Regions from separate parts of the Mus musculus genome. Here regions 1, 2, 4 and 5 are each linked to region 3. A link is a loop called in an ENCODE intact Hi-C map of the cell type or tissue named here. Cell type or tissue: heart. All regions are shown on one strand. Each heading gives the region's core, and the rest is flanking DNA. Links, peaks and the distances in the headings are about the cores only.

Evidence for each region. Hi-C counts contacts between places; a loop is a spot of excess contacts. Peaks named below come from ENCODE experiments on the same cell type or tissue, not always from the same donor. Only the 100,000 strongest peaks of a DNase experiment are listed, where the experiment ranks them.
Region 1: it touches region 3 in a loop (3-fold over the local background); 2 of 42 quality-filtered maps call a loop at or near these places.
Region 2: it touches region 3 in a loop (10-fold over the local background); 32 of 42 quality-filtered maps call a loop at or near these places.
Region 4: it touches region 3 in a loop (2.9-fold over the local background); 5 of 42 quality-filtered maps call a loop at or near these places.
Region 5: it touches region 3 in a loop (2.0-fold over the local background); 3 of 42 quality-filtered maps call a loop at or near these places.

The regions. Positions count from the first base shown.
Region 1 is chr3:58,369,387-58,375,526 of GRCm38, reverse strand. No RefSeq gene overlaps it. Among named protein-coding and RNA genes, the nearest start is that of Tsc22d2, 42 kb to the left of the region's middle. In heart, for the core only: no CTCF peak of the experiment used is centred there; a DNase peak (open chromatin) is centred at 2,956; H3K4me3 peaks cover 994 bases; H3K27ac peaks cover 3,301 bases.
Region 2 is chr3:58,487,821-58,493,960 of GRCm38, reverse strand. No RefSeq gene overlaps it. Among named protein-coding and RNA genes, the nearest start is that of Eif2a, 35 kb to the left of the region's middle. In heart, for the core only: a CTCF peak has its summit at 2,968 (motif pointing right); no DNase peak of the experiment used is centred there.
Region 3 is chr3:58,161,097-58,167,236 of GRCm38, reverse strand. It overlaps Gm40056 (a long non-coding RNA gene), which reads right to left. Exons shown (of 6, transcript XR_003954487.1): 5 at 2,981-4,998; 6 at 175-960. It overlaps 1700007F19Rik (RIKEN cDNA 1700007F19 gene), which reads left to right and starts at 3,430. Exons shown (of 6, transcript NR_040538.1): 1 at 3,430-3,475; 2 at 3,684-3,730; 3 at 4,771-4,891. In heart, for the core only: a CTCF peak has its summit at 3,287 (motif pointing left); DNase peaks (open chromatin) are centred at 3,266 and 4,686; H3K4me3 peaks cover 338 bases; H3K27ac peaks cover 2,447 bases.
Region 4 is chr3:58,781,552-58,787,691 of GRCm38, reverse strand. All of the region lies in intron 8 of 4930593A02Rik (RIKEN cDNA 4930593A02 gene), which reads right to left. Among named protein-coding and RNA genes, the nearest start is that of Gm40059, 40 kb to the left of the region's middle. In heart, for the core only: CTCF peaks have their summits at 1,621 (motif pointing right), 1,622 (motif pointing right) and 3,037 (motif pointing right); no DNase peak of the experiment used is centred there.
Region 5 is chr3:58,301,825-58,307,964 of GRCm38, reverse strand. Gm32847 (a long non-coding RNA gene) reads right to left here and starts at 6,107. Exons shown (of 3, transcript XR_867323.1): 1 at 5,437-6,107; 2 at 1,712-1,812. In heart, for the core only: no CTCF peak of the experiment used is centred there; no DNase peak of the experiment used is centred there.

The sequences.
Region 1 (6,140 bases), core at 508-5,507, 210 kb before region 3:
TCTTGCTTATTTAAATAGATTACATTATGAAAGAAAATTTTATCCCAGGAAATTTTTGTTGGATATAGTGTAATAATATTTTGATAAACAATCCATCTCACTACCAGAAGCTTTTGCAATATTTATTAAAGCAATTCAGACAATGAAGTAAAGACTAATAAGAACATTAAATGTTATTTATAACTTCTAAAGTAATAGCCATTCTAGGATGCCTAATATTACATAATTATATATAACCTAATATTACATAAATTTGTTTCCTAATATCAGTGTCAAAAGGAATGTGTGCATGAAGTATGACCTTTTTGCTTGTTTTTCTTTTGTTTTGAGACTGTGAGTTTTATTATAGATCTGCAATCAGCAATAAGAATAGAATAACTTTTCAGATAATAAGAGACTTTACACTACCTGTACAAGCTCGGCTGAGAGAGCTATTAAGAACCTTAAAACACATGCCGTTCATCTACCCCTCTAGGGTCTTCTAAGTTCTATTCTTGGATTGGGTAAAGTCTTCCGGTTATATCTTGACACTCACTGATGAGGATCTCTGTAAGAGACAGTTTAAATTACTCATGTGTTTATTATACAAATGCTATTTAGATTGATGTCTACCATACCGCAAACATTTGCTGTCCTTGGCATTAAAACTTTTCAAAATAGATTTTACTGGCAGGAAAAATGTGTTGCTGAGAAACTTACATGTTTCTTTCTTCATCATAAAAACAGAAATTGTACTGATTGTGACTCTGAAGTTCTTCCTCCCAGGGCAGAAAGCTCAGAGTCAAGGCTGACGCTAAATCAGAGAAATTCTGTTTGTCTTGATATTTGAATGCTTACTCTTTCCTAGGACTGGTTTCTGTTTCTATTTTACTACCATCATCCTTGTGTTTGTATCCAGAAAGACATTTTTTTTTCTCAATTTTTTTTTAATGTTTGAAAATGAAAGCAAACATCTATTTTGTTGAATGACTTAATGTAGAAAGGAGACATGATGCCGGTGACAGGTGTGAGGAGCACTGGAGTCCACCGTGAAACAGGTGCAGTGTGGTCAGCTGGGTAGTGGGTAGCAGTATGGAATTTACAAAGACACAGACTCAACCCCTAACTTGCTCCCTGGCCGTGGGATCTCTCAGACTCTGGGCTGTGCCAGAGGCCAAGATAAGGAAGGCTTCACTTTCTGGACTAGACCTTCGTGAAGGACCACCACGGTCCTGTGATGTGGATGAGGACTATGTGTGGGTCAGTGGTCCTGATGGGGCCAGGGACCAGGGGCCAGGGGCCAGGTGGTGGCCTGTCTCACATCTAATGCTCTGTGGCTATCTGGTCTGTGCCATGCCCTGGGGCCGTGCTTGGTGTGTGCTACCCACCTGAAGCTGTGGTGCTGTCTGGGGCCAAGTCTGGCTCCAGGGACCTGCTGCAGACTGAAGCCATGTTGATATACACCGTCTAGGCTGCCTCCAAGAACTTTGCCTAGGGCCATGGTCCTACTGTACCAGGGCCCGTATTCATGGTCGGTGCTGTTGCCAGAAACCATGGGGAAAAGTCCTTAGTCCAAGCTCCAGGTGACTATAAAGAGCAGGAAAGCTACTTTGTGATGTCGATAACTGCTGATGCCCAACTGAGAAAGAGGGACTTGGAAGGCTTCTGTAATAATCCCTCCCGATGTCTCGATGTAGCAGCCTAATTAGGAACCATCGAAAGAGAACTCTTAAAAATTCACAACTGATGGCTTCTGGAGGAGGGCACAGATGAGAAACTCAATTTTCTTTAGGGGGCAGGCCACTGGGAGTTTAACTATGCTCCAGTTAGTATATGAGCCATACAAATTGGACTTGTTGTTGTTGGAGGAGGAGAAAAGGAGGAAGAGGGCATGGAAGGACTGGGAAGTGAGAGCAATCAGGGTGTACAAAGTGAAATTCTTAAGGAATCAATAAAAACACTATTTTGAAAACAATTATTGACTCCCAACAGAAATGCATTTCCTCTGTCACATTGCTCTAAACGTTTCTAAGGCTTTGCTCTCAGTTAGTCTTCATAGTTTATAAATTCTTCGGTCATCTGCTGGACTAAGCTTTGAGTAGCCTGCTCTAGGATAATCTGCCTTGATAAACCCCTCTGCTCCTTCCAGCTCACATTCGCAGCTTCTGCTAAGTGCCTGCTTTTGAGTCAGTCACCCTATTACTTTACGCTGTGGACTCCTTCGGGGGCATGTGTGGGAGTCTTTTTAGTCTTTCAGTGCCCAGCACCTACCACAATGCCAGGTAAGGATTTATGTTGTATTAAGTTTTAGGAGGGAAGGATGGTGAAGAGTTTCCTTCCTTTTGTGCTTTTCAGGGTTGGTTAGTTAAACACACACACACACACACACACACACACACACACACATCAGAAATGAGAAAAATGTAAGCATTGTTTTAACAACTGATACTGTAGAACAAGTTGATACCTACCTCCTGTGGCCAGTGACAGAGGTCAGTTTGTGTGAGCAAAAGAAACGAGGCTTGGCAGCTCCTGCTCTCACGGAGCAGGGCACAGGCTCCTCCTCTTCCCACTGTCTTTCGACTGGTAAGATCGTCAAGAGTTTAAAATGACTAATTTTAAGAGACGGGCAAAGTAATTTTGTATAAATGTTCTGTTGAAAATTAAGGCTAGAAAGTGCTGTCTTTCCTACAGCTGTTCCTTTCTAAGGCCTGGTGTTCCTGGAATGTTCAATGGTCACCTCGATGGCATGATTCAGACACTGCAGTAACTGAATATGATCATTTAGAGCATAAGGCACGGGCCCTGACTTTTCTGTTCTGACAGTGGTGCTGTTTGCACAGTTGGTTAATCACAGCTCGAAAGTGACTTATCGGTGATGTGTAATATGACTAAGTGAGCGGCTAAGCAGTTTCATTGTGATCCTGCAGTCACTGGAATTCCTGTCACCTTTCCAACAGTTAAGTCATTTTGCATAACAGCAGGGTGACATCACTGAGTTGCCAGATTATTGGCTGAAGACAAGAGGGAGGGTGGGGGTGAGAATGCTTCCTGGGCTGTAAAGCTTTCCCAGACCTAAATGAGTGGCTTATGCTGTTTCTGCAGTACACTCTGGAGCTTCGGAGTGTCCTACTGCCCAGGCTGAAGCCCAGGAGGGGAGTGAGCAATGTGTCTAACTGTAAAAGTCTCTTCCCTCCACAGGGCTGGCCCTTAAGATGAAGGGCCAGAGAAAGGAGACAATGACAATGTTGTTGTCTCTCTCTGGAAGGACTGATTTATAAGACGCAGTTCACTGTCTGCTTTACACGTCCACACTGAAGAAACAGTCAGCTGGGGCCCAGTTGCAAACCGCTTATGGCTGAAAGCCTGACTTATTTCCAGGGGAAATGGTAGTCTAGATTAGTCATCAGAGAACACTCAAACTTCCAATTTATTTAACTGCTTAAAATCTCATGCTCTAAAACTACTGATAGAAATGCCCCCTAAACTAGAGATAGGAGGGCAACTTATGATGATAATGTCCAATAATCATTATTTACTGTGTGCCAGTGTTGTAAGGAATGAGCATATACCAGTGGGTTTAGTCCAACAAAACAGCCACTACTGATGTCTCTAAGCTACTGAGAAGGGAATGGAGATGCTAAGATCTCACAATCAAGGAAGACTGAGGGCAGAGAGCTCAGTAGCAGCTCACCAGTCTTAGCTGTTGCCTCCCGTTGCCTTATTGTGATAACGACAATTCCACTTACTGCTCCTCCGTCCACTGAATGCTTGTAATGTAACCAGCTCTGAACAAGAGCCATGCCATCCCTTCATTAACCCTGCCCGTGAAATGATCCTTATCATCCCTGTATGGGAGATCGGGAACCTGGGATGGGAAAGTTCTGCCACACAGAGGCAGATGTCGAGGTGTGGTGCCATCCCTGCCTGGCTCTACATTCCATGCATTTAACACAGTGCTGTACTGTTTCAATAGCTGCTGTTTGTTGAGCAACAACTAACGTGTGAACCAGATCGTAGGTATTACTGGCTAGGTTTATAGGTTTATAGGGGCAGAAAACTAAAGTTGTAAGGGGTCAGGCAGTTTGTCAACTTCTGAGTGGCAAAGTCATACCCTCCCTCCTCTTCACCTCCCTCGGATCTAGAGCTGTACTGCAGGTCTCATGCCACAGGACAATAGGGAAGTCGAGGGAAGGGATGGTTTCTCAAGGGACTCTGAGATAGTCTGAAGATCTCTCAAGGAGTGGAGGCTGGTAAGAAATGGCCTAGAAACCACCTAGGGTGGTGCTCTGACTAAGAATGTAAATCTAGATGCCCCGAAGCTCCTTCTCTATTTGATGAGTCTGTGATCTGCTGGGTATGGGCAGACACCTCTCTCACTTCAATTCTTTTTCTTTTCTTACTGGACTCAGCATTTTGAAACAGCACTGCCTCATTCTTCATTTAGCCCAGAGCTTAGAGTCCCCTCAGTTCTCTTGCCTTGTAAGGGTTTTCTCCCTGCCCCTAGCGCAGCTCTTGCTCCGTAGCACATATTCAGTTCTCTGGAATGCAGCCACACATAAGCATGACACATATTTTCAGGAGGCTCTAGAAATGCATCTGGTAAGTGGATTTAATTTTGTTAAAGGGGAAAACATATAGGCACTAGGCTATGTAACCTACTAGTTTCATGGAAGGCACCCCTGCCTTTAAAATGCAACAGTTTACAAACACTGAAACCAATAATAAGCACAAGGCAAGCACACGAAGAAACCAACAGGTTGAATACTTCAGAAACATTTCAGAGTTTTCAAAAAGCAAGAGCCTGGGGTAAGTTGAAACTCTTACTCTATTAAACAAAAATTAAACACTACCCTTTAATAATTTAAAGAACATTTATTTTGGAGAAGAAGAGAGTGAAAGTTATGTATGACATATCTTAGTCAATACCATACAGTGAAAAGACTGTAAGATATGGCTGTTCAAACAGGGAAGCAAGTCCTCTATAGGGAACCTTCTGGAAGGAGGAAAGACTTGGCTAGAACTAGAAAGACTGGTGGAATTTTAAGGGTTGACATAGAGGTTAGAGAAAGGACAGTCCACACAGGGAACTAGCATGTGATTAAGAGATAAGACCATGTAGTCATGAATCTTGCTCCAGGGAACACAGTTCTTATGAAATATGAGACTCTTCTATAAAAATCCACAGGGATAATCAAGGATTTGTATTACTTTTAATATGAGAGAATAGAATGTAGAGGAAAAGTATAAGTCTCAGAATTAAAAAGGGGGACGTCACAATTACTGCTCTACTACCAGCCGGCATGCGTGGGTTCATGAATGGCCCTTTAACAGAGGTACACTCACCCATGTGGATCAACCAATGGCTCTGGATGCAAAGCTAAAGCTCATCTGAAGCTCACTGTCCCAACTCAGTGGGCAGGAAGCCACGGATGTCATCTGGTCTTCCCAACTCTAAGTTTATATTCCTGAATGAAGAAAAGATTCAAAGTGGACGAGTTTACTCACACTGTTTGTGATCCTAATCAGTGTCTAGAGAGATTTTTATAGCCAAGACCTCCTTAAGATAAATGAGTCCTCTTTGTTTTTTTGATCATTAAGTGCTTTGGGATGTGGTCTGAAGAAGTTCACTTCATTTATTCAGACATTGAGGGAGTTCCTAGGGTGTGGTAGTCTGTCTTCAACTTAGACCCGGATGATCTGTGTTTCCTGCTGTGCCTGTCCTGTGTACTAACCAAATATGGTAAACATAACTGCATGTCATTTCATAGATATGTTTTAACTGACGCTGGGGCTCATTTTGGAAGAAGAACCAAGGTCTGCTAACAGTTGGAGTGGAAGGGAAGGTTTCGATCAACAGTTATATGAGTTAGATGTCTTGGAAGGAGAAGCAACAGCCCCAAACATGCCTCTTTGTGACTGTAGTCCTGGTTCTTCCCTCCACTGACCTTTGTCAGGACTGCTGACTAACTCTAGGTCCTTCTGCACAGGAGGCCAGTGCTACAGCCTTTAGCACTTGACATTTTGACTTGCACTTAGGAAAGACCCTGAGTCACAACTCAGCTAAGGTGCATTCATGACACTAAGAAATGGTGCATAAAAATAAAGTCACGTTGCTTTAGGCTACTAATAGTTAGGTATTTTATTTTCTAGAAATTAAT
Region 2 (6,140 bases), core at 651-5,650, 330 kb before region 3:
GATGGCTGAAACCTGTCGATTCTCTTGTTTCTACCTCCCAAACGCTGGGTCTCTGGCTCAAGCATCTGGTGACAGGCAGAATTCTAAAACAAATGTTTTGTTGAGATTGTCCCTGGTTGCCTTCCGTGCTGGAACTACTCACTGCCATCTGTTCATGCCCTGCACTGGTTTTCTACATTTTTAACTCACGGTCAAGTTTTTTTCTTCCATGACTCATCAGTTCTATCCCCATTTGATGTTTCAACAAGACTTTTTTCTATCACCATCAGAAGCCCCACTTCTCAAGTCCCTTGGACCAGGAAACAACAGGTCATTTCCCCAAATCACCCTGAAGTGTGGTTCTCTTTTCATGGCACTCCATGGAACCCACTCCAGGGAACACACAAAAGCTGCTACATCACCCCTTCTCAGCTCAGAGGAGCTCAGAGAAGAGAACGCCAGCCTTTCACCCACGACAGGATTGTTACTCTCTCCAGAGAAAGTGTGCGGCGAAGGTTGTGATTCAGACACCAGAAAGGAAGCAGACCCTAAAGGCAGGTCTAGCTCAGGGGCATCCTCAGACAGAAAACCAATAAGAACCACAACAGCAACAATAAAAAATGTCTCCAAACTGTGAAAGAGCACAACAGCAGAAATAGCCACCATCTCATATCAATCAGAGTGGCCTACACCCCAATGGTAAACATGCCAGGAAATTGCATGCAAAGTTTGCTCTAAACTTCTAAGCAAGCGTCCTTTTAAAGACAGACCTCTGGAGTGGGGAGATGGCTCAGCAGGGTAAGAGCACTGATTGCTCTTCCAAAGGTCCTGAGTTCAAATCCCACAACCACATGGTGCCTCACAACCAGCGGTAATGAGATCTGACACCCTCTTCTGGTGTGTCTGAAGACAGCTACAGTGTACTTATTTATAATAATAAATAAATCTTTGAGATAGAGTGAGAGGGGCCGACTGGAGAGAGCAGAGGTCCTAAATTCAATTCCCGACAACCAGATGAAGGCTTACAACTATCTGTACAGCTACAGGGTGTACTCATATACATAAAATAAATAAATAAATCTTTAAAAAAAAAAGACAGACCTCTGACAGCCCATCTCCATAAACAAGTAGATCTCATGGTATTTTCACACCTTCTATGTCTTCCTTCTACTCTGGCCTAAAGGGTGATTTCTTTCACTGACTTTAGTCTTATCACTCTAACACCAAACCCCTAGGCTGCAACCCATCCTTCAAATGGTCTTGGCTTCTTGCTATTTCTTTCATAGTTCAATTTCTTCCTTTTAATAAAATGACTCGCTGCTTAAAAAAAATAAACAAACAAAAATCAAAGAACAACAGCAACAAACTCCCTCTCTACCTAGATACTGCCATCTGCCTTAATTCCTCAGGTGCCCTCCTCCAATATGCAACCAATGTCTAGCACTGTCTTCCAGCTAATTAAACCAACACCTACGCCATTGCCTTTATTGCTCCCAGTATTCAAGTTGCCCCTGACAAACAACCTTTCCTTGATACAGTTCTCAGTTGGACTAGACATTATGATGGACATAGATACAAAATAAGTGGGCTGAGATTGGCTGCCTTTGCTTATTATGATGCAATGGTCCTGGCATATCAAAAGGTGAATCAACCTTTGTGGGGGTGTTTATCTCCTGGCCAATGACCGACAGGTCTAGCTCCTTTAAATCTTAAGGGATGAGACAATAAAAAAATAGTCTGTAATGCTCTGATCTCTAGGACAGGTAAGTGTCAGAGGTAGAATTCAGGTTTTATTCTTTTCACCAGGAGGATGTAGCTTCTCCTTCATGGGCCTCAGCAAAATCCTGATATTTCCATCTTTTCCTTCAGTACTTTGAATTCTAAGAAAGGGCATTTGTCAAGTCTCTCTTTCCAGTGTTACCAGGAAAGTAGGAGACGTTGCCTTAGAGTTATTCACTGAAGGCCTGCTCTTGGGCTGGAAAGATGGCTCATGGGTTAAGAACCAATTCTGAACTTGTAAAGAACCAGACTTCTATCTCTTCCTCCCATGTCTGACAACTCACAAGAGCCTGTAACTCCAGCTCCAAGGGATCTGATGTCTTCCTTGGGCAAACGCACACGGCCCCCACACAGGCCAGTATGCATAAAGATAATTCACAATAGAAACACATCTTCAACCATCTAGCATTATGTAAAAGGACATCATCATTATATCTATTTTTCAGAGGGGAAAGAGGTGGGGTGTGGCAACCCGTGCCTTTCACCTATACTCTTGTATAGCAGAGGCAGGTATATATCTGTGAGTTTTAGGCTATCCTGCTCTACATTGTGAGTTCTAGGACCGTCAGGGTTATCTAGAGTGACTCTGTTTCCAAACACAAAAAATATCATGCTGCCTGTTACAATATGATAATGTCTCCGCTGTAGTCTTTATGCAGTAATTAGCTACACTGGGCTCTGATTGCTTTGATCTGTTCATCTGTTTTTGAGGTATTGGATAATACCTTAAAATTTATTCAGGTGAGTTTCTCTGGATGTAATAATCCAGGATTTCTCAAACTTCATAGAGCATACACAATGTCTGGGAGTTTTGTTAAAAATGCAAACTGTGATTCAATAGGTCTGGGATAGACTTGGAAAGCTACACTGTAGTAAGTTCCCAGGTGATGCTGATGCTGTTTATTGTAAAGCAGCTGGAGAGTAGGAGGGTGACAGGCAATCCTTTCCATGCATCTCTTCCAGTGTGGAAACATCAACCTAAGAGTTTATTAGACATTACAGCACGTACCTGTGATCCAGGCACTTAGGCCATTTCCAGTCTAGCAGGAGGATTGTTGAGAGCCTGTGAGGCCAGCCTGGATCACATAAGTATTAGGCCAGCATGCCTTCCGAGCAAGACCTGGTTGCAAACCCCAGCCCTCCCCAACAACAACAACAAAAAAGATCTCCAGAGGAACTGAAACGAGGGCTGTGTTCTGATTTGTAACCACCAGGTGGAGACCACACAAAACTAAACCATTTCCTGCATTTTGTGTGTGGTGCTGAGTTTGAACACCTTAATCGACATTCGGACTTCTCCTAAGTGCCCTCATTGTGCTGACCGCATAGTACCAAACACTTCATAGATTTCAGACCGCCTACAACTCAAGGCAGATGAGAATCATAGCATGATCGAGTCAATGACCTTAAAACTAAAAGTGAGCTAGAGGTAACACACTGCCGTGCTTTGAAAGCTGAGGCAAGAGTAGTGATGGAGGCTGATGCAGGGCCGCGTGCAGGGCCGCGTGCAGGGCCGCGTGCCGGGCGGCACTGCAAGACTGGGTTTAAAAAAAAAATGAGTAAAACCCAACCGAACAAAACAAAAACTCTAACATTAAAGTTGAGATACATGTATACTCTGAGCCTAACAAAGTAAGAATATTTCCATGTTACATTACCATCACTTACGGTGTGTATAAAATGAACAGCAACAGGGGGAGGAGGGGAGGAAGAAGGTGGTGGAGGGTGAAGGGAAGGAAGAAACATGGGGTGGGGCAGGGAAAAGGAAGGGAAGGAAGGAGGGGGAGTTCTGGTGCCACCAAAATTGAAGGATTGTCTCACCCTGGGGAAGCTACTTTTTCTTTGTAACTTTAGCCTAGCTGTCTTTTGAAGTGAGATATTCAATATTCACAGTCAGGTTACCTTCCTTGATAGACTCTTTTCAGGTAGGGGTTTCTTCCTACACAATATGTGGAGGTTATAGTAATCAAGTAGCCATATAATCACTCTGAACATTATTACCAGTTAAGCTTATTGTCTGTGTGGGTGTGCTGGCGTCTCATGCCTGCGTGTCTAAAGAGCCTCGTGAAGACGTTCTACTGACCATTTCTCTCCACAGAGCAAAGACAGAATTTCCTCTGTGGGAATCACTGGGTAACAGCAGATTCTGCTCTTTGATTCTAAAGAGATCTAAAAGTTCAGCCATGTTGGCTCATCAAATGGTTATGTCTGACGCTCACTTCTCTGTCAGGAGTTGGATACCATGCAGCTCAGCACTAAGACAAAGGTCTCCCTGAAGCTCTTATCACTTACGTGTCCCCTTCATGCCATTGGAAGTGGAAGTAACTGAGGTGTTGGGAGCAACCTTAGGAAAAACCCATCTTGTAGGGATTTCGAATTGCTGCCGTCGTTGACGTGTCTATTAGCTCGTGTCATACGAAAGTTGGTAGCTCTTTTGACAAAAATCGTGAGTTTAAAAAGTGGAGAATAAGAAAGAAGGAGCTGTCGGGTGGTGGCGGCGCACGCCTTTAATCCCAGCACTCGGGAGGCAGAGGCAGGCGGATTTCTGAGTTCGAGGCCAGCCTGGTCTACAAAGTGAGTTCCAGGACAGCCAGGGCTACACAGAGAAACCCTGTCTCGAAAAACAAACAAACAAACAAACAAACAAACAAACAAGAAGGAGCTACCTTCCTACCTACTTTTGAAAAAGCAAACTATCTTATGGACAGTCACGTATGCAACTGTGGACCACTTATTCAATCTAAATGTCCAAGTCTCAGAGATACAGCATACAGCCCGAGGGTGTGTGTACAGTGATTCTTCAGGGAGCTGGAAGAAATACCAGGAATTTTATTTACTTTTTCCATCTGAAATGTTGGAAACTGTACATGGGTCCTGCAACAAGTGTTCTTAGCCCTTGAGTCACCTTCCTAGCTCCCTAAACAGATTTTAAAAAACAAACAAACAAACAAACGTCTGGAGAGATGGCTCAGTGGTTAAGAGCACTGGCTGCTCTTCTGGAGGTCCTGAGTTCAATTCCCAGCAACCACATGGTGGCTCACAACCATCTGTAATGAGATCTGATGCCCTCTTCTGGTGTGTCTGAAGACATTGTACTTAGATATAATAATAAATAAATCTTTAAAAAAAACAAGGTAAGAAAAATTACTGACTTTCACTAGTGTTTGATAGATTAGTGACAGAATATAAGCTTATAATTTGTCATTGCACAATTATAGGGGTAACCCAAGTGAAAATACTTCTCTCTTTGGCATATGATGACTGATGAACACTTACAGTTTCCACGTGCACTGCATGCTGTGAACCAGAGACATAACACAACTGAATGGTTCGTTTTCTCTCTCTCCCCCCCCCCGTCCCCCCCCCCCGTCCCCGTCCCTGTCCCCGCCTCCCTCTCTCCCTCCCTGCCTCCCTCCCTCCCTGCCTCCCTCCCTCCCTCCCTTCCTTCCTTCCTTCTTTTCTGGAGCTGAGTATAAAATGTGGCTTCGCATATGCTAGGCAAACCATCTCCCAGACCTTCGTCCTCAGCCTGCAGAACTGAAATTCTGCAGCACCGACCTGCAGCTCAGTTGGCTCCCGTTTGCCCCAGCTCCTGACAACTGCCCTTCGACTTTCGGATTGGCTTCCTTCCACCCTCCACTGCAGTCGAATCACAAGGCATCTTCTTCTCTGACTGGCTTCTTTCTCAGTATGACCTCCTCTGGTTTAATTTATGCTGTCACATTGTTCCGAAGACACTTTTCATTTAAAGCTAAATGTTTCTTTTTCTCCACTCATTTGTGGATTGCTGATGAATATATTGGTTGTTTCCATATTGTGAAATACAAAAATAATATTGCACTAAAGATGGGATTCCTGAAATTTCTATGAGTTCTTGATTAATTTTGGATGTATACATGACAGTAAAGTCTACAGTTCATATAATAGTTCTATTTTTAATTTAAAGATTTATTTACTGTGTATACAGTGTTCTGCCTACATGTATGTATGCCTGCTTACCAGAAGAGGGCACACTAGATCTCATCATAGATGGTTGTGAGCCACCATGCAGTTACTGGGAATTGAACTCAGGACCCCCTGGAAGAGCAGCCAGTGCTCTTAACCTCTGAGCCATCTCTCCAGCTCCTCTATTTTTAATTTTTGAGACATTGTCTTTTTGTTTTTCTCACAAAGGTTCTATCAATAATCTCAATAGGTAATGTATAAGAGTCCTAATTTCTCGAATTCTTGCCAATATTATCTTAAAAAGTATTAATTTAAAAATTTTTATTAGGTATTTTCCTCATTTACATTTCCAATGCTATCCCAAAAGTCCCCCATGCCCTTCCCCCCACTCTCCTCCCGCCCCCACTCCCACTTTTGGCCCTGGCGTTCCCCTGTAC
Region 3 (6,140 bases), core at 569-5,568:
GCCATCACCTCTTTCTTGGTGTCTGGCTTCTAGCTGCTTGTACCTTGCTTTTCTTTCTCACGCTGCTTGAGGAAAGGAAATCTGGGAATAAAAAAAAAAAAAACTACTCAAAGTGAAAACTACATCCCTGAATGGTTTCTCAAACATAAAGGCTGAGAAATTACAACTATTAAGTTGACATTGTCAGAAGTTTTTAGTGAGCAGGCCTGCAGGGGTTGGAATGGAACTAGAACCTGTGTTTTTCCCTGATGCTTGTCGGACTCTGGGCTTTATCAGACAGGATGAAGACAATGTTCCTGGGGTTTGACACTTGTAAAAACACCCCTCCATCATCCTGGCTATGCCTGGCAGCCTGCCAAGGCAGGAACAAGGCCAGATTTAGCAGGTCCTTCAGCACCATGACCGTGGTTGACATGATCAACTGATGTAGAACAGGGAACCCTTCCCCTAACCCTCACCACACACCCCCTCCCCCATAAATGCTGCCTCCCAAAGCCCAAAGCCTGGAGTAACTCATGCTCTTGATCCTGTCTGTGGTGGCTTGTCAGCAGTTGCCAGTCACTTGTGTATGGCTACAAAGCAGCTTTGCAGGCCTCCTGACTTGGATGCTGTTCTCACACACAATTCTCAAGCCTTAATCGTTTTCCTGGGCTTAGTCTTTTGTCTGTTTTGCTCTGAATCTCAATGGCATTCTTAGTTCTCATGTTTTAAACACTTGATTCCCCAGTTTGTGGGGGCTGCTTTGAAGGCTGTAGACTCCTGAGGAGATGCTAGACTAGATGGGCCACCAGGGGCAGGCCCGTGAAATTTATATCCTCTTGTGGCTCTAGTCCTGAACTCTGCTTCCTGGACAATGGTCAGGTGAAGAGCTGCCCGTGCATTCCCCTTGTAGTGATGGATTCAAGTCTCTCTTTAACGATGAATCAAAGTAAAATTTCTTCTCTTGACTTGTCCCGTGACCTGAGGCAGCAATGGATAAGTAGTTAATACGCTGTCCTCAGTACTGAGCTTAAGAAGATGTCAACTATTCTGGGCATTATGGGCCACCAACTGTCTTAGCTTTTTGAACACTCAAATAAGCACCCAAGTAAGCTGGTTTCTAAGATCACATAACAAGGCATAGTTGAAGAAACCTTTTGGAAGAGGGAAAAGGCCGAGTTTTCTGCCTCTCAAAATGTAGTCTTAGGTGTATACTAAAGAGGCCGGAGTCAGGCAGGACAGGCCCTGGTGCTGAGCCGCCCTCTAAGGATGAGCCCAGTTTGCTGCATTCATGCCTCACTGCACCCAGGGACCTGCTTTTTGTCAGATGCCCTGTGACTAAAGGTTTGCAAAACTCAGCTGCTCAGGCTATAGAGCTGGGGGCCTCCCCTGCCTGCTATGTATTTACAAGCGATATGAATATACTTTCATGAAAAGATCAACACACAGATTAAATGCGACACCCTGCTCTGTGAGCGGTAGTCTGGATCTCTGCCACAGTGGCCCACGTAATCTCCCCTTTTAACTCTTTCTGAGGACCCAGTGTGGGCTCCCCAGGTCTTGTTCGGCCCTTCTCCACTGGCTATGTTTGCTTTGCTTCCAGGGTTTGGTTACTCTACAAATTGCTGGAATAAACACGTGTTTTAGCTGACGTATGTGACAATTTCTCCATGGTAGATAACTGGAACGAGAACAATTGGATTTACAGAGATTTTGAAAATGTATACCGCTGGATTGTCCGGTGTGGTAGCACCAGTGGTAACAACCATGCTCCCACGGATATTCTGCTGTTGAATGGGTGATTTTACGCGTGTTGGGGCATGTAGACTTTTCTCGTTGCTTCTCTTTACCCTATGTTCATGTTTCAGTTATGTTGCCTTTTCTCTAACAGTTTGCAGACTTTTTTTAAAAAATGACGCTAAAAATGGTGGTACCTATAAAATTCTAGTGCTCAGAAGACTGACGTAGATTGGGCCACACAGGGAGCCAGCTTGGATTATACAGTAAGACTCTACCTCAAGTGGAAAAAAAAATGGTCTTAATAACACATGTATTCATCACTTAGCTTCAGTATTATTGAGTCCTGGACAGTACAGACTCCCATCCACTTGTATCTCATACAACTATTATTTTGAAGAAAATTCCCATGTACCATTCACACATAAACATAAAAAGAATTTTTATAATATCAACAAATATTTCCTTCATTAACTCTTATTTTTTTTAAAAAAGATAATTAATATTATCAAATATCCAGACAGTTAAATTCATTTGCCTCCATTTTTTTTTTACCAGAATCAGTGTGCAATGGAGTCTTTAATTCTAATTGGATAAAAAGCCATAGACAGACGAATGATGGGTAGATAGATGAATAGATGGATGGACAGACAGACAGATGGCAGGCAGATTCTCTCCTCTGTCACACTGGAGAATTCTGATTGTTCTTCTCATGAGGTTTTCTTGAGCCTTGATCTGGTGGCTGTATCTGATGGTGTCATTTAACGCGTTCCTTTCCTCTCAAACGTTTGGTCAGATCCAAGGCTGGACAAGAATCAGGCTTGATATTTTGTCCAGAACACTTGAACTGCTATGTTTTAGACCTCCAGCAAGGCCACATGATTTTCCTGTCTCTCCATGACGTTACCACGCACCCCCCACCCATGTCATTGGGCCTACTTTGGGAAACAGAAAATTATATAGTAATTTAAAATAACGGAAGTTTAATATACAGAATTATTAAAATAATAGCTGTGGAGGTGTAAAGTTGCTTCTGAAGGGCACCCTATATCTGAGGGAGAATAGCAAAGAAAAACAACCCTGAAATAGGGGCTCTCCCTAAGGCCGGACTTTTGACATTGTTGAAGGCAAAAGCTTGAGTGAGGCACAATAGCCAGTAGCTGGGGACACTAGGCTATCTGGTAGGTGCATGTTCATACTTGCCATGCAAGAAGGGAAGGATGCAAAAGGTACAGGCGAGCTGAGGCTATGGCTGTTTACCTACCATACACAAATAGGAAGTGTAAGGACTCGTGTGAAGCATTCACACTTGGAGGGCTTTAAGAAACAAAGTCCTGCTGCCTTGTCAGCCAGCTGTAGATGGAAAGTGGTCAGGAGGTCTGTGTAAAACTGGTACGTTACAAGGGTGAAGGCAAGGGGTCTCTGAGTCCAGGCAGAGGATCCGGGAGAAGGACTGTACACTGTAGCGATCTTGATGGCACATGGCCTGGCTGATGAGCCTACATGTGCACTGCTGGAGGTCAGACACCAGGAGTAAAACCAAGTGAAAAGCCCCTTGTTCCTGTAGTGTCTCTTTAGCGCCCTCTACTGATGAAGCGTCAAATCATGCGCGTTGGGAAGGAGAAGTGTTTCGAATTCCTTCAATGAATGACCCCAGAGCACTGAAACGGTGGACTTAGGGTTTAAAGGCAGTAAATTAGTAACTGATATAACGGTCACTGTTAACTTTCATTGTTTCTTTGGAGGCTGCAAAACGGTGGTAATTTGGTTTTATTGATCTCCCTGTATTTGCTGGATGCTTGTACGGGGAGAACTTTCCCACGTCCTCTTGAGTACCCCAGGCACCGTGTATACAAGCACCAGGCTCCTTCCCTGTTGCCAGTTGTTTTTGTTTGTTTGGGTTTTTTGTTTTGTTTTTTTGTTTGTCTGTTTGTTTGTTTTTTAACATGTCTTCTTTCTCCATCCAGGCCTAGATTCGTGTAAAAGCTATTTTCTACCGACCACATCTTTCTGGGTGAGTCTTGGTTCTGCCCACAAAGCCCCTTAACGGGGTGTATGGAGATAGAGCTGTTTGCTCCCACCTCATGTCACCCTCACCTAATGAACCTAATGAAATGGGTATCCGCTCAGGGAAAGGAAAGACGACTTCCAAGTCTCCCAGCTGGTGATGGGAGGAAATGGGGTTAGAAGACAGGCTGTTTGACTCTGAGCTGAGTCTGGGAAGACCTTATATTCAGCTTGTTTCTCCTGGGATAACTTCAAGCTCGGGTCTCCTGGGTCTTCATCTCTTCTCTATTTGCTTTTGAATTTCAAGGTCATGGCTCTTAGCATCATTGTTGAGAACTCCCAGTTTCTCTCCCAGGTTGGTCACACACTCCAGTGGGGTGGGATCTTTATGGAGGGGCCGGTGCACGCTGATTAACTTCTGCTTTTTGTCTTGTCTCACATGGGTGGGCAGGTGCTTCTGCCCTCTCCAGGTTTTTGTCCCTTCCTCTGTCTCCTCCTCCACACAGAAGAGAATGGGAACTTCTCAGGGGATGGTGAGAGAGAAACAGTAACTGCTGACCCTGGTAGTGACTTGAAGACGGACTGATTCTCCTCCCTGCTCCATTTCCAGAAGCCATGATCCAGCTGTGAAGGCCCAGTCACTCCAACTACGTGGGCCGCTGAAAATCCAGTTTCAACCTGCTTCTCTTTCCCTCTCTTCTCCAGTTCAACCCCATCCTTCAAAAACTCACCTAATTCCTCTGGGAATTAGTCTCTTCCCCCAGGGTCACCAATTCTGCTTGCTAATCTCCTGCACCCCTCTGATCCCCTTCTTGCTTTCCTTCCTCCTACCCAGGCTTTCCTGGCAAAGGCCAACAAAATAACAAAGACTAGGGAATAAGTAAACAGCAGCCTCCCCTCGCTTGGGAGTCCCTGGAAGCGCTTCCTTCATTCACACCGATGAGCCTCGGGATTTCAAAGTGCCTGGCACTGCTTCAAGGCCAGTTACAGCGGCCACGGAGTCATTGTATTGAGATGAAGGTGGATCCAGGCGGTTTCTATTTTTAGGTTCGATTGTTTCTGGAAAAGGTTGCACATCACATAATAGGAAATCCCAAGAGTGTGAAGACTGTTTCCTGCCAGTGGAAGCCTTGTTGTGGTTGGCTGTTCTGACCATAGAGACACTGAGGTAAGCGGACAAGGGTGGAGGGTAAGGTCCGGCTGTGCTGGGGACAGACAGGAAGGTGAAGTATGGAGTCAGGGAAAGTGAGATTGCAATTGTCAGGAGATGTAGAGCTGTGAGAGAAAGCAGAGCAGTTGTAAGAGGATGAAACCGTCACGTCTTCCTCAGAGTCTGCCAGGGCGGGGTCAGCTAGCACAAATTATTGTCAACTGGGTCTGTGCTATTTGTCACTAAAAATTATCCTGCGTAACTGAGTATGTAAATGATTATGCTGGAAGCTGATAATGATAACTGGAAGCTGATAATGACATCAGCCCACAGATGTCAAGATGTAGGTAATAAATATCCTTTCCTCATTACAGAATTCCGGGAATGAGGGCCAGGGATATAGGCCCTGGTATTGGACTTGTCAGAATGTGTGAAGCGCTGGGCTCCACCTTCCACATCCCATGAGCCACGTGTGTGGCCTCTCAGGCAGGCATCATTCAAAGGTCCCTGCAGGTGGGATGCATTGGCTTCTTTTTCTGTCTTGCTCGGTTTTGTGACATTGACTCCCACCTTACCTCTGGTTCAGAGCCACCACTTGGCCTTTGGTGTTACAGAACAGTACCATACGTTGGCAATAAACCAGGATCCATCACACCATCCCCTGCAGATAGTATTGTCCTAGGAACACAACCGTGGCTCAGTTTTCTGGCAAATCTCCGTCCTCCCTGAGGACTACTTCTCTTTCTGAGCTCTACTGACATGTGGCCATAATCACTGGAAAGGAGCCAATTTCCAGCATATTGAACATTCCCTAGGAAGTAGGTATTTGTTTTAGGGGACAGGACACTTATGTTACTAGAGGTTTGTAGGTGTCTACAGGACCAACATACTTTAGAGTACCATCTTGGGTTCCTATCCTGTGCCTCAGGTTCCACTCTTTATCAGAACTTTTATATCCCCACAATAGGAGTATCAGGGTGTAAACTCAACTGCCTTTATTACTCTGGCTGTGGACTGGATTTTCTTCACAACCTTGTTTCTGGCTGCAGGAGATGACAGAGGTTAAATTCTGCGGCAGAAACCTGCCACCTCTGGCCTTGTCCTCTTAGTCTCAGTCGGTTTGGGAGTTTTTGTTGCAATTAGCATCTGCTATTTTGTTTTGTTTTTTTTGTTTGTTTGTTTTTTGCCACTCCCCTCTGGAGTGCCAGAGATGTGTAAGCCAGTACATCTCCTTCTAGGGGATTCTGCCTCAATCGATGTTCCATTC
Region 4 (6,140 bases), core at 678-5,677, 620 kb before region 3:
AAGTTGTGTTTTGAAGGAAATGACTATTATTTTCTCCCATCAGCTCCTCAAACACAGGAAAGGCTATTTGCACGGAGTTGAATATATTACTCTGTCTGAATAGTGACCTAAGCTGACTGCACCTTTAAGTGCAGACGGGAAGATGAGAAGATAGAGGTATTTATTTTTTGAAATATCAACTTTGCTCTGTCTAGTTTTGCATCACTTTGACACAAGTTTGACACAAGCTGGAGTCACTTGGGAAGAGGGATTCTTAATTAAGAAAATGTCTCTCTAGGCTTCCCTGTACACAGCTTATTAGTGCATTCTCTTCATTATTGATTGATGTGGGATGGCCCAGCCCATTGTGGGTGGTGCAGTCCCTGGACAGGTAGTCCTGAGTGCTATTTGAAAGCTGGCTGAACAAGCCATGGGGAGCAAGCCAGTACGCATCACTCCTCCGTAGCCTCTGCATGGGCTCCTGCTTCCTTCCAGGCTGCTGCTCCAGTTACTGCTTGGACTTCTTGATGATAGATTTCAAGCTGTGAATTAAAATAAACCCTTTCATCCTCAGGTTGCTTTTGGTCATGATGTTTTATCACAGCTCTATAAACCCTAAGACAAACCTAGACTAGTATGTCACTCAGAATAATAGTACACTATCAGAGGAGAAACATGGAAACAATTCTTTAAGTTTAAGCTTACTGATGTCACTAGACCAGATAGTACTAGGCAAGGGGCAGGCAGGTGTGGGGTTCCTCATCTTTCAGAAACAGCCCAAAGCAACTGGATGAGACTTGCATTGCCCTGTCCAGATCATAGAACTTTTAGTCACACCTGGACCTAACCTTACCTTGAACATAAATAAGAAACAATAAGTATATATTATCAACTGTCATAATTACTATGAGACATTACCATTCATTCATTCATTCATTCATTCAATTTTTCTAGTCTCCGTGTCATTTTTGACCAAAATATCTGAAAACAGCTTAAGGAATTCTTTTTTTTTTTTTTTTTTTTTTTTTTTTTTTTTTTTTTTTTTTGCTCATTGTCTCATAGGTTTCCAGCACGGTAAGGAAGCTAAAGCCGAACAGAGAAGTTCATATCAAGATGGACAGGATATTAGAAGGGGTCAGGGAAGTACACAGCTTCAAGGATACATGGTCAGTGATCTTCCTCCACCTTGATGCAATTTCCCAGTTTCCAGAACCTCCCCCAAATAGCGCCCCCAACTGGGGGTCAAGTGTATAATATGGATCTATAGGGGCCATTTCCTTCCGTGTACCAGCCGCCTCCTACGTCTCGTGGGGTTTATGCTTTCCTGAAACGATGGCATGAGTCGAAAACCCACCACACTGATTCGAAACTGAAAACTGAGGTTAGTGTTTAGAAGGGAGGGAGTGTGGTATGCCAATCTTATTTTAAAAACTGGGATAAGGCATCTCCTAAGAAGTCAGCTTAGGCTGAGCAGAGGTAACTGGGTGACGAGCTGGATGACGAACGAGTGGGTATGACGCTCTGTGGAGGGTTTGCCAGAACAAAGGAGAAGCCAACAGGACCGATGTGCAGAGAACAAGGTGCAGAGAGGGTGAGAAACAGCTGGACTGGCAGGCAAGGCACCACATGGCATTCTACACTAGGGGGCGCGAGGATCTAGAAGGATTTTAATAGGCCTGGCAGGATTTGCATTTTGAACAAATGCCTTGGTGTGAAAACAGACTGGCAAGAGCCCAGAGTGCGTGCAGAGACTAGCTGGATGGTTGTCAGGACTGTGTGGCTGAGGATGATATGAGCAGATTGAGGGCAGTTACCGGAGACTGACTTTGTTCCCTCGCTAAAAAGAGGGAGGAAAAGGTAGGTATGTAGAGAGCAGAGGGGAGAGGGAGACTCTCTTCCCACTGGCTAGAGTTAGTTTGGACTTCACAGGGCCTGAACCAATGCTGAGGGACATGATAAAAATCAAAGGAACTTGCATGATGTAAGACCTCTAAGGGACCTCTCAGAGGACAAACAGACCTTATATAAAATATAGGCATTTCCAGCATGGTAATTGTTTAAGTTTACATTTGTAAATATTCTGGTCTGACATTCTTTGGGAAAGAGGAAAGGGAGAGAGGGAAAGACAAGGGAGAGAAAAAGAGAGCGAGGAGAGAGAGGGAGAGAGGAGGAGGAGAGAAAAAAGGAACTTAGAGAGGAGAAAGGGGAGGCTGATTTTACGTGGGGGGAAAGGCTTCCCAAAAACCCACAGGAGTCAGTCTGAGCAGCAGAACACAAGCACTAGTGAAAGAGAAGTCACGGTGGAAACAAACAGCCCAGACCCTAGAGGAGGTCAGAAAAGCCCAAGTGCAGCAGTGGTACACTTCTAGGTGTTTCCATCTGGCTTGCTACTAGTCTGTGTGTCCATCCGGGGTGTGGGTCAGTGGTGGAACATTTGTCTCACATCGCATTCCATCCCTACCACTCAAGGGAAAAAAAAAAGCCCGACTTCAGGAGAATAAATGAAAAAACAGATTGCAGAAATGCATCCTGTCGCACATCCCTAAGGCACCATTAGTGGTCACCAGACACAATCTAAATAACAGGTAGTTTTAGTAAGTGATTGTGTTAAAAATCAGAGAGGACCAGGTTTAGATTCAACCCATTATTTTCAGATTATCGAGTTCCAATTACTTTAGTAACTTACTTATTTATGAGGCATAGGGTCTTATGGATCCCATCCAGGCTGGCCTTGAACTCTCTGTAGCTGAGGCTGGCCTTGAGGTTCTGCTCCTCGTGCCTTTGCCTCCTGACTGTGGGGATTACAGACAAGTACCACCAAGCCTGGTTTATAGAGTTGGAGATTTGACCCGGTGTTTCATGGATGCTAAGCGAGCACTCTGCCAACTGAGACATACCCTCATCTCTACAGTTTAATCATATTTAAAATATTCATCTCATATATCTTTCCAAAAAAGGACTTGGGGTGGATGGTATATGCTAAACTTCCACAAAACTTTGTGTCATTTTCTTTCCTTCGGTAACTGAACGACGAAGAAAGTGTTTTCAGTGCTGTCCACAAGGTGGTGCTATGAGAGTGGTATTTTCAATCGGATTATCAAGTATAATTATCTAGGTAAAGGTGAGCAAGTTACACACACACAGACATACACACACACTAAATGCATTTTTAAAATACAATAAACCCATGCAATAGAATATTTTCTGAAATAAAAAGGAATAACATATGTAGATGACCACATTGTAGTTGGCTATCCCATAGATGACCTTGAAAAAGTATGCCAAGTGAAAGACCACACATCATACAAGCTAGTATATATTAAATTACTATAACAGACAAAGGTAGAGGATAAACAATGATTGGCTGTTTCCTAAGGTTGGAGAAAGGGCAGAAATGTGGTGTGGGGGGAGGATTGGAACTGGTTATGGTCTCTTTGGGAGTTGATCATGACATTCTAAAACTGGGCTGAGACTCAAACCCTGCAAGCATTCCCTGCTACACAAGCCACCCTTGCCAGGGAACCAGGTAGATTGCAGATCTTCTCTCCCTCAGGCCCTCCATGCCCAGTCCCAGCGCTGCAACCCTCCACCTGCTGCAGCCTTCCCTCTCCTTCTACCTGCCCACAGCTCTTGTGGATCCCACAGACCCTCCCCTTTCACCTCTGTTGGCAGTTAGTCTAGGCTCCGCCCCACAGTTACCTGGCAACAGCCCGGTGTACCTGACTTACTATATAAAGGGCTGCTTGCCCACTCCTCTCTCTCTTGCTCTCTTGCTCCTACTCCTTTCTCTTCTCCTCTTGCTCCTGCTCCTTACACTCTCTCCCCATCCCCCCACCTTTCTCCACGTGCTTTCCACATGCTCATAGCCTGCCTCTACTCCCTTTCTCTCTGCCCTTTTCTGTCTCTACTACCCACTCAACTCCCCTCCCCATGCTCAGAATAAACTCTATTCCATACTATGCCATCCTGTGGCTGGTCTCTCAGGGGGGACGGGAAGCCTCGGCGTGGGCCCACGGAGGCATTTCCTGGCATCTCCTTTCCCCCACACCATACTGAGCCTCCACCAAACATATTCCTTCTTTCTCTTTCTTTTTATAAAACACAACAACCTCCCTGCCAAACTCATTGCTTTATTCTAGCCCCTAGTGCCAGCAGCCTCACCACCTCCAGCTAGCCCAAAGGCAAGTCCTGTCAGGAGAACAGGTAGCCAATCTGCAATCTTCACCTTTCCTACCTCTCCTCCAGTCTCTAACCCCACAGTCTCACACCCTGCTGTGGTCTCCCTTTACCCTCTGAACCCATCCCAAGGAGATCACAAAGATCTTCTCCTCCCATGTTCCCAGCCTCCAATGCTAGCAGCCATTCCTGAGCACATGCCTGCTGAGCAGGTCAAGGATACAGATTCAATCCACTAGTCTCAACACCAGCATGGGAACAGAACTTCTCTTCACTGTCTATCCCCTTTGCAAGGAGATCAAATAAATAGATCCTGATTGAACACTTCACTCTCCCTCCCTCTGTAAACCTTTCTGGAGCCTAGTCCCATAAGTGTCATCTCCTAATACCCTAAAGCACATGTGACCTGAAACTTCCACAACTATTAGGTCCATAGAAAATGTCCTACAAGGCAATACGCAGCCACCACATTCTCTTAAAATCCAGAGAGGAAACAGAAACCAAGGAACAAAGCATCTATGAAACAAAGGCAAAACCAGAAATCACCTAGACCTGTAATCATACACATCCCAGATGCTCAGATGCCACTGTAAAAACACAATAATACTAGGAGCAATATGTCTTCCAGTAGAGCCCAACACTGCTACCACAGCCAGCCCAGGATATTCCAATATACCTGACAAACAGAAAAAGACTGAAAACAGCCTGTATGTAGATGATAGGATCCCTTAAAGGAGAAATGAATAGAGCAATCCAAAAAAAAATCAAACAAAACAAAAAACAGTAGGAAGAAATGAATAAGCCCTTTAAATAAGTCCAAGAAAACAAACATAAAAAGCAAATAAAACTATTCAAGACCAGAAAATAAAAGTGCAATCAATAAGAAACCCCTAACTGAGGAATTCTAGAAATGAGAAATTTAGGAATTCAAACAGGAATCTGCCAAGGCCTGTTTCACCAACAAAACACAAGAGATGGAAGAGAGAATCTCAGTCGTTGAGGGTACATAGAATAAACAAAGAAAAATGCTACATCTAAAAACTTTCTGATACAAAATATCCTAGAAATCTGAGACACTATGAAAAGACCAACTTTAAAAATAATAGGAATAGAGGGAGGAGAAGAAGAAGGAGGAGGAGAAGGAGGAGAAGGAGGAGGAGAAATACAAGTCAAAAGCACAGAAAAATATTTTCAACAAAATCATAGAAGAAAGGAGATAAAAGTACAAGAATATAAAACATGGAATAGATTAGATCAGAAAAGAAAGTCCCCTTGCCACATAATAATCAAAATGCTAAACCTACCAAGCAAAAGAAGGAAAAGTAAACACTGAGAGGAAAAAAAAAAAAAAAAAAAAACCAAGTAACAAATAAAGTCCGACTTATTAGCATTACACTTGACTTCTCAATGGAGACTCTAAAAGCCAGAAGGGCCTGAAGAGATGTGCTGCAGACTCTGAGACCATAGATACCAGCCCAGATACCTATACCCATCAAAACTTTCAGTCACCATAGAGAGAGAAAATAAAACACTCTATGATAAATCCAGACTTACGCAACATTTACAAATCCAGCCCTATAAGAATTTCTTGAAGGAAAACTCCAGTCTAAAGAGGTTAACTACAACCATGAAAACACAGGGAATAAATAACCTCAGACCAGCAAAGTCAAAAGAAGGAAAACACATACACACAGTCAACACCACCAACAAAATAACAGGAATCAACAATCATTGGCCATTGAGACCACCAGCGGTCTGGTCTCAATTTCCCAATAAAAAGACAGAGACTAACAGAATGGATACAAAAACAGTAGCTATCCTTCTGCTGCATCCAAAAACCACACGTCCACATCAAAAAATAGACAGTATCTCAGGTTAAAGGGTTGGAAAGATATTCCAAGCAAATGGGCCTAAAAAGAAAGCTAGTGTGGCCATTTTAATATCTAACAAAATAGACTTTAAACTCAAACTAATCAGAAGAGATA
Region 5 (6,140 bases), core at 402-5,401, 140 kb before region 3:
CAAACAGACAGCATACACCAGCTGATATGAGGACCCCAACACACATACAGTAGAGGGCTTCCGGGTCTGTGTTCATTCAGAGGTGATGCACCTAACCCTCAGGAGACTGGAGGATCCAGGGAGTTTAGAGGTCAGGTGGGGTGGTGGTTGGGGGCATCCACGTGGAGATGGGGTGGGGAGGAAGTGTGGGATGTGGAGCAGTTGGAGGGTGGACAGGAGGGGCAGGGAATGGAATATGGAGTGCAAAAAATGAATTACAAATAAAATTAAATTTTAAAAAATGACAAAAATTATAAAAAATAAAATAAACTGAGAAGCTTGGCAAGAAACAAAACAAAACATCAAAACCAAAAATAAATAAATAAATAAATAAATAAATAAATAAATAAATAAATAAATAAAAACCCCTCCTGGAAATGCCTGGAAGTCACTGCAATGTGGCTCACTTTGCCCTTGAACTCAAGGAAACCCTTCTGCATTGGTTTCCCAAGTATAGAGATCAGTTGTAAGCTACCATACCCTGCTAGTCTTTCTTTTTAACATTCTTTTCCCTAAACCGTACTTTTGGATTGCTTTATCCTCCAAACCTGCTATTCAAAGCTATTCTCTAAACTCACTTCCCCACAGTGTCTCTCCTGCTAATCCCCTCCCTTGAGCTTTAGTCTATTCCTCAAAATCAAAGACAAATTCTGATATTCATTAAAGCAAGCACTGCTTGGAGGGAAGACCCGGATTCTAGGACCTCGCAGGGTGTGAGGATGCCTAAAGGAGATGGAAATCTGAGACCCTGGTTTCAGCCACTGCACTGGAATAACCTTATACCAGGAGGTTGGCTGGATGTTCATTTTTCTCATTGACATGCACTATGAGTCCTTGGCTCATAGGAAGTGTTGAGTACTAATACTTGTTGACTTGATTAAGTGATTGGATAAAGGCAAGGTGACCTCTAAGGTCTTGGTAGTCCTCTACAGAATCTAACATCTCTGAAGACCAGGCAGGGATGCTGAACAGAACTCTGTAAGCTTCGAAAACCTGACACATTACTTCCCTCTTATTCCTTACTTTGCTTGTCAGAGGAAAAAAAATCTGTTTTTTGAGACAGGGTTTCACTATGTAGCTTAGGGTGGTCTGGAACTCACTATGTAGTCCAAGCTGGCCTCAAACTCACAGAAATCCTTCTGCCTCAGCCTCCTAAGTCCTGGGGAAGCAGGTATGGGCCATCATACTAGCATAAAAATGTTTTTGGGAAGGGGAAAAACTGGAATTCTTCTGAAAGGAGATACAAAATAGTTATTCTTTTGGACTCTAGACTCCTTGACGGTCCGTCTGTCTGTCAGTAGGCTACTAATGAAAACTACTCATGGGCAAACTGCTATGACTGTGAATGTGACCTGGGATGCAGGATGTCCAAAGCAGACTTTCTAAAATGCTCAGAAAGCTGTAATGAAAGTGAAATACCACATTAATCAATATTTGTTGACTGATAAAAGAACATGAAATACTGGATATACCTCTGATAAAAAATATCTCATAATGCTAAGCTTATATACCAGGGGCTAAATGGACATGTTGATTCAATTAATGAGTAACCTCTCTTTAAAAAATTCTAAGAATGTTATAATATAAAATGAGTCACAGATCAGTATCTTTAAAAAAAGTCAAACAAAACCATGCAACGTCTAGAAGAGTTGTAAGAGAAAACCTTTCTGACCTTGAACAAGGTAAGGACTTCTTACATAAAATGTCAAAGGCAGGAGTCACAAAAAAGTTGATCTATTGGTCTTCTTCCACAGGTACTTTGTAGAAGGCACTCTAAAGAGAATAAAAAGGCAACCGTCATGGGGTGTGATGGCTCAGGCCTATAATCCCAGCATTTAGGCGGCTGGGGTAAGGGGACTGTTTAGATTTGACGTCAGGGTTACATATCAAGTTCTAAACCAGCCTGGGCTACATAGTGAGACCCTGTCTGAAATAACAAAGTAATTTAATATAAACAACCCAGAAAGGCAAACAAAATTACATTTGTTGGAATGACTAAAGAAAACAAACAAATTGATATTTCCAAATGTAGGCAAGTAGCCTGAGCAAGTGGACTTCCACACATCCCTGGAAAGAATACAGCTAGAGTCACTACGGAAAACAGGAACAAGTTCTTAGGACGCAGCGGCCTCTTAGCTATTTACCCAAAGAAATAAAACATCCCTGCTTCCAAACATTTAAGTCTGTGAAATGTCAACAGACTGGAATCTTCCAAAATCTCCACAGTCCAGCCACACAATGGAATTTTATTCATCAGTAAATAAGAAAGCATCATTGGATACCCAACAGTGTGCCTTCCAAATACTTAACGCTAAGTGAGAGAAACCCAACTCAAAAACTGGTGGCATAACCTGTAATCTTAGCACAGGACTGGAAAGCAGAAGAGGAGTTCAAGGTCAGCTTCAACCAAATGTGGAGTTGGACGTCAGTCTCTGTGAAACTGTCTCAAAAACAAAACAAAACAAAACAAAAACAACAAAAACAAAATAAAGTTTGGGGAAAGACGAAACTGTACTATGGGGTTGCAAGATGGGGGTGAGGGTCAGGGTGGAGGGTTTGACTCTAGAGAGTAGAGCATCAAAGTTGGTGTTCAGCTGCTAAACAAACTTACAACCCAGTCTTGTGACCTGAATTCAACCATAGAAACATAGGAGAGAACAGACACCAGAGTTGTCCTCTGGCTTCTGTAGGTATGGTGTGACATGTACACACACACACACACACACACACACACACACACGCATACCCTATCTCCACAACAATGAAGGGGGGGAGGAGAGGGAGAATCAAGTATGGGAATAAGAGAATTACTCTCTGTTCTGATTGTGATGAGCTACCTGATTTTTCACATTTATAAAATGTGCAGAGTTGTATACATCCATAAAAAGTTAAAATATTATGTGTGAGCTAAAAACACCTCTGCAAATAATTGAAGCATTTTTTATACCAAGTCATCAAAGATCTCCTCTTGGTTTGCCATGAGGCTTTGATTTTTTACCATGGGACAATCTTGCTTAATTAATTAGTATAACACATATAAATGAACCTTTAACCCATATCATATTTACAAAGTAGTTAGGGTGAGCCTTAAAAACATTCCCAAACATGGGGCAGTGTACCCTTGACTTTTCCAATCAAACGGTCTGACACTCAGAATCCTGTGATCTCAGAAGAATTGTAACTACCCTGCCAAACAACATGTTGACAATTCCACACTCTGCACTTGTCACTTAAGCAAATGCCATCAAGACCTCAGGTATATCATCTGCTGTGGGGACTACACTTGCCGGAATTCACAGGAGGCTTCGGAGACCTCGTCATCAAATCCTCCCTCTGGACCTTCCTTTGAAACAGGTGAGACCTCGGCTGGGTGCTAGCAGCTGGGTAAAGTTCGTCTTTGACAAGCTAGAGTTAGCATCCATTGCTTTCCAGTTCAAATCTTGCCTAGACCCTCATGGTCATTTATTGTTTAGGAATTAGGAGTCTTCATGAGTCTTTGTGACTTTGCCAACCTCCTGTCCGGCTGCTGCTGCTGTCCCTCAGCCAGCCTGAGGCTTCTTGCAAAGCTATAGGAAAGTAAAAGCGCACTTCAGAGCTGGCAGTCCACGTGCGACCTCTTCCTTTCTGTTCTTAAAATACCACCCACCTAAAACTCCCCAAAGCCCCAGGGATCGTCTTGGAGACTCTGGACTGAGAAGGAGAAGGTTTTTTTTTTTTTTTTTTTTTTTTTTTTTAATATCTGTTGTTGACTTCCAACGTTTATCATATGGAGTACTCATTAGCACTCTGCTGGGTAATGAGTAGGTTTCAGAAGCCTAACACAAGAAGTTCCAGTCCAATTTCCAGGCTAGTAGTAGGGTTGTATTCCTTTCTTCCTCACTCCCCACCCCCACACTCCCACCCACTGCCACGGTGGATATTAAAACGAGCTGTGCCAAACTTGCTTTCCTGCAGAAATTATCTCAGAAGTGGAGCTGAGATTCCAGGGCTCCTGGCCTTCAGGGGAGGTTAATTCAAGAAGACAAGCGGAACCAGGAGGCCCAGGAAGGAAGCTGGAAGGAAGAGGAATTCACAGCTAATTTGGAAGTTGAACATGAAAGTATTTCAGCAGAATGTTAACCATTTCCCCAGAGCTTAAAAGGGGGAGATTTGGGACTTAAGGGAAGAACTTTATATTTAACACTGAAAATATCTACGAAGAAGATGGCTGTCCTACCCTGGATTGGAGAGATTCCCTCCATCTTTCAAGTCTAACAAGACTTTTTCTTCTTCTTCTTCTTTTTCTTTTTCTTTTTTTTCCTTTTCCTTTTCCTTTTTTTCTTTTCTTTTCTTTCTTTCTTTTCTTTTCTTTTTTTTTTTTTTTTTGTTAAAACACGGTGCAGTTTTACAATGATAGTGGTTCACACCTGTAATTTCAATACTTGGGAGGCTGAAGCTGGAGGGTGCCTGTGAATTCAAAGCTAGTTTGGGCTGCATTGTAAGTGGCAGGCCAGCATGCACAGAGACCTGTCTGCATAAGGCCTCTTTTTGCAGTCTTTATCTGCTGCATCCTAAAACATCAATTATCTTGGAAGGCCCTCCCTCTGCCACAGCTAAGGGAAATCTAAACTAAAGGTGATCAGCAGGGAGGTAGAGCCATCTGAAGTCCTGTGTATTCCTTCCTGAGACAGTCATCCACTGATTTTGCAAGATTAACTTTCAGAGGAGGTATAAGAGGAAGCCTTAGGAGTTCCTTCATTTACGTTCCACTCGAGAAAGCCCCCTCTGTTTTACAAGAGCCATGTGATGTCCAAGCAGCCGTCTTGATACACATATGTCTTTCCATGAGCCTAGATTTCAGTTTCCTAAGTCAGAACTAATGTTTTCTGATTCTAGATAGAAAATCCAATTAAACATGGAAGATGGATGAACATCGTAGGTTAGGTCTGAATTGCCAACTAATGCCCAGTCTTACAGAAGAACATTATATATTAGAAGCTGCCCCCAGCCCCAGTCCTAAATCAAAGATGTATGCTAACAATTCACTTTGCTCTGACCCTCACCGGAAAGTCTCACCTTGGGACTCCAAATTCTGTAGGTCACTTCAGTGGCTGGCTTCGATCAAACAGTGCTGAAGACATGGCCCCGACTCCTTGTGTGTAAATGTTGTCTCTATATGCTAAGTTAGCCGTAAATACTGATTTAAAACAGGCAATGTGTTCTGGGCAATGACTGGTTAAATGGCCCTATAAGATGAAAATACTAAAGCCCCTGTGCTGTAGTCAGCTAGCATGAGGAACTTACCCAGAGCAGCATATTATGTGATAATTGTAAAACAAGTTTTAATGATATGATCTGTTTGCCTTGCAATGCCCCTAATAGAAAATATACCTTTGAGCTGGGCATAGTGACTCATACCTGGATTCTCAGCTCTCCAGAAGCAGAGGCCTGCCGGAAGTTTGAGACCAATCTGGCATACACAATTAGTTGGCCAACCCAGGTTACACAATGAAATTCTGTCTCAAATGAAAAACAACATTAAATTAAATTTAAAAAACAGAAAAGGGGAAAAAAAACAAACAACAAGAAAATGTGCTTTTGTTAAATTCTTAGATTGCTTAAAAGTCTGAGAAAACTAGAACCCTATCTTTGCTTTAACTTAAAATGTGGCAAATGCAGATAAATTGCTAGCTATTTATTTGGTTTTCAGGTTTTATGAGACAGAAACTTGCTATGTAGCCCAGGCTAGCCACAGACTTACCATCCTCCTGTCTCAGCCCTCTGAGGGATAGACATGGTTCACCACTTCTGACCACTAGTACCCAATACTTATTTTATCATTTGCTTTAACTACTTTGTCAATTATTATGTTCAGTTCAGTAGCAACTAAGGAACAACTCTCGTTTAGAGATTCCGGAAAAAAAAAAGAAACAAACTAATGTTAAGTATTTTTTAAAATGTGTTATTGCATGATAACCATACCAGTTCCAAAATGGGGCTAGAGATTAAGTGCTCAGACTGTCAGTAAATACAACTGACATTAACACAGTCTTTTTGGCCTGATGACACACACCTTTAATCCCAGCATTTGAGAGGTAGAGGTAGGCAGAACTCTGAGGCCA